Linked DNA regions of Homo sapiens: region 2 is linked to region 1. A link is a loop called in an ENCODE intact Hi-C map of the cell type or tissue named here. Cell type or tissue: PC-3. All regions are shown on one strand. Each heading gives the region's core, and the rest is flanking DNA. Links, peaks and the distances in the headings are about the cores only. Region 1 overlaps RUNX2 (RUNX family transcription factor 2). Region 2 has its middle 120 kb from the start of RUNX2-AS1.

Region 1 (2,767 bases), core at 1-2,500:
CGGAGTGGACGAGGTAGGTCTCTGACTTTTGATACTGATAATAGAATAAGCACATTAGGCTCCTTTGATGAAATGTAGACTAGTCTGTATACAAATCAGCACCTTCTTTTTCTGAATAGAATTACTGAAGATTTGATTTAAATACATCCAGATGAAGTTGAGTGTTTTTCTGAGTACTCAGGCCTTTTTCATTTATTTTATGATATTGAAAATTCAAACAATGTTTTCAGAAAAACTAGCTCCTAATTTCACTGGGTGTGAGCATATAAGGTAGAGAAAAGAACAGTTGGAGGATCAACTTCTGAATTATGAGGAGTCAAATAACTGAGTAAATTGAGTGGTAAAGGGGAAAGAAAAATGGATATGTTGGATCAATTTCCTGGTAATATCAATTTTGGTCTAAGTTGTAGCAAGGACAGCTGGCATAATGCTCTTCACTTATCACAGGTTACCTCTATATGATTTAATTTACTCTCATAGTAAGAATTTATTAAAAACCATGGTTTTTTTTTAACATAAGGCTTTTCATTTGAATAAGTGAATAATGTATTACTTATGTTAGAGTGACTATGTAAGGTTGCCTAGACAGATGAATGATTAGTACTCTAATATTAATAGTTCCATACTATGTAAGGATTCCCATCATCTGAATCCATATTCAAAAATTAGAGATCCTTAAATAGAAAATTATCCCTTTTAGGGTTTTTGTAACTGTTTGATAAATGAGGTTAATGTTTTTTAAAAAAGTCTTTAAGGAGGCCAATATTTTGGCTTTTATTTACTTATTCTACAGAAAGACTTTTACTAGTTACTCACTATTAGAAGCATTATGCTTATTTATTTACTTAACTGAATCTAATATTTCCATTTTAAGTATTTTGATAAGAAGAAAGAAAATAGACCACTTTAGAACTGAGGTGAAATAAAGCCTTATGGAATCATTGCAACCCAGGTTTGAATAGGAAATGAGGAGCACCACTTTTTAAACCATGTCTAATAATTGCTCTTTAGTTTGGATCAGATGTCAAATTATTACCATTGTAAAAACTTGATAAGGGAAATTCAAGCAAGGCTGTTTCCGATGAGTAGTGTTAGTTTACTTTCTAGGAACAGGGCCAAGAAGTTGTACTTTTTAACTTAAAAAAAATGATTCATGCTAATGAGATACTGTCACTGACATGTTGTTTGAAATAAAATGAGGCTCACAGCCTCCGGTAGAATCAAAACTAAGGGAGTTATCTCTGCATCAGGTTTAGTTAACTTTCATAAAAAGAAGAAAAAAAGACACATCCTATATCACTATTGACTGATTAGGTTTGGAGTATGTGTGTGTGTGTATTCATTCTTCCTTTTTCTCATTTACTTATGCAGGTCCACTATGCAATTAAAGTTTTCCTTTTTTTCTAGTTAGAATCAAGAAAAATGTGAACATGATGATTTACCTGTATGCTCTGAATTGCATCTTTCTTCTTATGTAATAATACTTTTTTTTTTTAACTAGAGTAATGAATTTTAGTTTTTAAAGGATTGGGTGCCATGCTTAATTTTACATTACAGATTCAAACTAGTGTTTTCATTTATCTTACTTTTGTATTATATAGATGCTGCATAACTTTTTTCTGATCAATTTAAGTAGAAAGTATGGCAAAGTGATAGTGTACTTTGTAAACCCTCAACATATTTATTTAAGAAACTTCAAAGAGAAACAAAGGGTGTGCACTGTTTTACTATATTGGCTTTCTGAGTTTTGGCTGGTTTCCCAAATAGCAATTTTTATATTTAAAAAAAAAGACAGACTTAACTGCTTGCAGACTTTTCACGCATGGAAGATGAAGAAAGCTTCTTTTGATGAAGTGTAATTATGTCCAAACAGAGCTGACCCCCTCCCCCTATATTTCTTATGATCTTAACTGAAGAAAGTAGGATTTTTCCTTTGAAGCAGCCGGGACTTGGTGGAGGATCTGAAATGCTACAGTCTGCTGCCAGAGGCAGGATGGAGAAATTGGTCCAGACTTGTCTTCAAGACTTAGATGGGGGGTAGGGGGAGTGGGTGGAGAGAGAAAGAAAAATTGATTTATCACTAATAATATATTTTTATATCACTGCATTAACATTGTATGAAAGGAAACAGTAATATCAAGCTGAGATGAAGAGGAAAAAAGGACAGAGAACACTGATAACAGATCACACTCTGAAAAAAAAATGGGTCAGTTTTTCAGTGGCAGGAAACCCTTTAACCTGCCTTTGTACCCTTTGTACCTGACCTGCTTTATAACAGACTCTTCCAGCTTCCTCTTTGATTTTCACACTTCTACATTTCTCTTAAGCTATTAAGTCTGGATCAACATGCTGCTACCATTGTATTTTCTTTCCCGGCTTTAAATATTTCTATTTTCAGTAGTGTTATAAAAAAACACCAAGTTCCTCAAATATTGCACTTTTTTTTTTCTTTCCACTGGTAGAAACATAAACTCTCAGAAACTGAAAAACAATCTTAGATTATAAAGGAGTCATGTCACTACTGACTTTGACTTTATGGGTCATCTTATGACCACAACTTTTGAAAGTGCTAGAATAAAAGTAGAGCATCAGTGGAACTTGCATTAAGTTAGGAGAGGCTTAAGGTTTTTCATGGTTTTTCCTTTTTTTTATCCTTAATCTTTTAAAGAGAAGTGTTTAAAATGATTTTGGTCCTTAAATTTTTTTTTGGTATGCTTTCTTTTTCCTGATGAAGCCATGGATGACACAATTAGTTATCTACTGACTG
Region 2 (3,033 bases), core at 224-2,723, 260 kb after region 1:
AAGCATTTTGCTTAAACTCTCTATGCTCTAGTTTCTTCAACCATAAAATGGGAATAAAAACAATTAATCCCTAAAAAGGGTTTCTGTGAAGATCAAAAGAAAAATCCATTAAAAAAAAAAAAAAAAGAAAACAGCCAGTTCAGCTTGCAACTCAAACAATAATACAAGTACTTTTCCTTGAGACAACTGTCATAGTTTGGTAGGTGGCAAAAGACCTTTATGTATATTTTTCAGAGTATTAAAAGACATACTGCAAGTGTAAGAGAGAAAGGACATATACTGCAAGGGAAAAAGGACAAGTAATGGCTTCATGTTATTACGAAAATTCTTTTGATGTGTCTCAGAAACCTTCAGGGCTTGTACAGCATACTCTGAGAACTGCTGATACACACCATTTTGATGGTGATGAGTGTAGTGGAGAGAGATGTGGTGGGGAGAGGTATAGGGAGGGCATGGGGAGAGTTACAATTCAAATTGGGTGGTCAAGGAATGCTTCAGTGAGAAGGTGACATTTGATAGGTGACATTAAAGGAGGTGAGGAAGTGAGCCCTGTCATATTGTGGGGAACAGTGGCCAAAGAAGAAAGAACAGCAGGTGCAACAGCCCTAAGGTAGGAGCATGCTCAGTGTATTCAAGGAACAGCAAGTAGGCCAGGGCAGCTGGAAAAGTGGACATAGGGAGTAGTAGAAAATGGGGTCATGGGGGATATGAGAGCCAGACTGTGTGTAGGGTCCTGCAGGCCATTATAGAGGACTTAAGCTTTAATTTGAGTTAGCTGGAGAATGCTTGAAGAATTCTAAGTAGAAGAGTAACATGATTTGTTTCCATTGAAGAAGAGACTAAAGCTGAGTTGGAAGGTGTGGTCAAATTCTGTATTTGTAAGGTTTGAACATTTATTCTTGAATAATCCCTGACACACAGTAGGTCTTTAAAATAAGTATGTTAGGTGAAAGAATGTCCTTTACTCCTGTACCTGTCAAAACAGGGTTATGTTAGCCAGTTTTTGCTACAATAACAAACAGCCTCAATAACTCAATGGTTTAAAAGAATAAACATTTATCTCTTGCTTATATTGCTTGAAAGCTGTGTTGGCAGCAGCTCTGGTGGAGTGGAGAGAGGAGAATTAATATTTGGGAACAATAATACAATCTAAAAAGGACACTCTGAGGGTGAGATGAAGCCATAGTCAGTTAATTACAGCCCTACCTGAATTAACACACTTGACTAAATCTTTTGCTTATGGAGCCTGGCGGAGGCCGTCTTACAAGAAGCCTGCTGTCAGAATTGAGTCATCAGCTTGCGTGCATGAAGAACAAATGCTTAGTCCTCCTTCTGCAATGCATTCCAAAAGAACGACCACAAAACCATGGCCTTTTCACCCCAGGAGCACAGAGCTTATCTCCGGGTTGCTCAACCCTGACTACATGTGTTCTGTTTGGGGTCCATGAGTGGAGCCAGACATGGGGTTCTGGGAGAGGGTTTTGGTCACGGTAAGTCCTTAAACCACCAATATCAGAATCCCTTGGTAGGGATGGGGTCTTGCTAACCTCACAGATTCCTGGGCTCCACCCTAGGAATCTTTGGAGGTCAGGCCTGGGATTCTCTGGGTCTTTTATATTCTAAAGAGAAGGGACGTCTTAATAATATGAAGTTGGAAAATGAGCTATATCATGATAGCCTGCTCCTGGCTTCTCTTCCCTTGCCTCTGTTATCATCTGGGAGCAATTATGAATTGGATGCTGGAGCTGGTGTACTGTACCAGGACAGCCTGAGGATGATTGGAGAGGTGGGTAGGGCGATTTTAAAACCTGAGTGACTTTCTTAATTTGAAGTTACATCCATGACCTCACCAGGTCACCAGCAGCCCTGGCTATCTTCTCATTTTTATACCAGACTCATCTGGATTTGGCTGACTGTTAGGCCAATATTAAAAGGAAGCTAGGCTGGGTGTGGTGGCTCATGCCTGTAATCCCAGCTCTTTGGGAGGCCGAGGTGGGTGGATCACTTGAGGCCAGGCATTTGAGACCAGCCTGGCCAACATGGTGAAACCCTGTCTTTACTAAAAATACAAAAATTAGCCAGGCTTGGTGGCATGCACCTGTACTCTCAGCTACTCTGGAGACTGAGGCTGGAGAATCACTTGAACCCGGGAAGCAGAGCTTGCAGTGGGCTGAGATGGCGCCACTGCACTCCAGCCTGGGAGACAGTGTGAGACACTGTCAAAAAACAAACAAACAAAAAACAAACACAAAAAAAGGAAACTAGATAGTTAAATGTCATTCTTTCCCAACCTGGACCCTTTAACCTTGAACCTCAGCCTCTGGGTCTCAATGCATCCTGCTTTTGAGGAATGCTTCCTTAAAAATTTCTCAGCTACCAGGACAGCACAGGTGCCAGGTTCATTTTTGTTGGGTGATTTTGTGCCACCAGAGCTATTGCCCTTTAACCACTTCAAGTGATTAAAAATGGATCGTAGTCCTCCCTTGACCTTCGTTGGTGGAAGTTTCTTTTTTTCAGGACTCATCAAGTTCAAGCAGCTCAGGGACACCTCCACTGAGGCCCTCTTTATGGTCCACAGTGATTTATAGTAGCACTAGAACTTCTCACAAAAGACAAATTAGAACTTCTCACAAAGGACACCTTTTCACCGCTTTGTAGTGCTTCCTTTGAGAAAGAGACTTTTGACCCAGGGCTAAGATGTGGGAGGCAAGTTGTTCCCCTTAAGCCTTATTGGGTGGTAGCCTTTAGGATCACACCCATCTTGGCCTCATGTCCTCCTGAATGCTTCAAAATTGGTCTCTGCTTTTGACATGATTTCTCTTTCTTTGTTTCTCAATTTTGGTTTGTGTGAATTCGTTGTTCCCTGATCAAAGGAACACCATGGAAACACAGTGGGTTTCAGGGAGAGGGTGAGTTTTGAGTGTTTTGCCCATCCTGGGTTTAAGTCAGGTTTGCTTTTCTTTTTTAGAGGATCTCATCAACGGTTCCAAATACTTTAGATTTGGTGGCATTGTTATATTACTAAAATTCTAG

The links. Hi-C counts contacts between places; a loop is a spot of excess contacts. Peaks named below come from ENCODE experiments on the same cell type or tissue, not always from the same donor. Only the 100,000 strongest peaks of a DNase experiment are listed, where the experiment ranks them.
Region 2: it touches region 1 in a loop (2.6-fold over the local background); 2 of 110 quality-filtered maps call a loop at or near these places.

What each region holds. Positions count from the first base shown.
Region 1 is chr6:45,432,007-45,434,773 of GRCh38, forward strand. It overlaps RUNX2 (RUNX family transcription factor 2), which reads left to right. Exons shown (of 9, transcript NM_001024630.4): 4 at 1-13. Among named protein-coding and RNA genes, the nearest start is that of SUPT3H, 55 kb to the left of the region's middle. In PC-3, for the core only: no CTCF peak of the experiment used is centred there; a DNase peak (open chromatin) is centred at 1,115; H3K4me3 peaks cover 289 bases; H3K27ac peaks cover 933 bases.
Region 2 is chr6:45,696,460-45,699,492 of GRCh38, forward strand. No RefSeq gene overlaps it. Among named protein-coding and RNA genes, the nearest start is that of RUNX2-AS1, 120 kb to the left of the region's middle. In PC-3, for the core only: no CTCF peak of the experiment used is centred there; a DNase peak (open chromatin) is centred at 1,312; H3K27ac peaks cover 1,944 bases.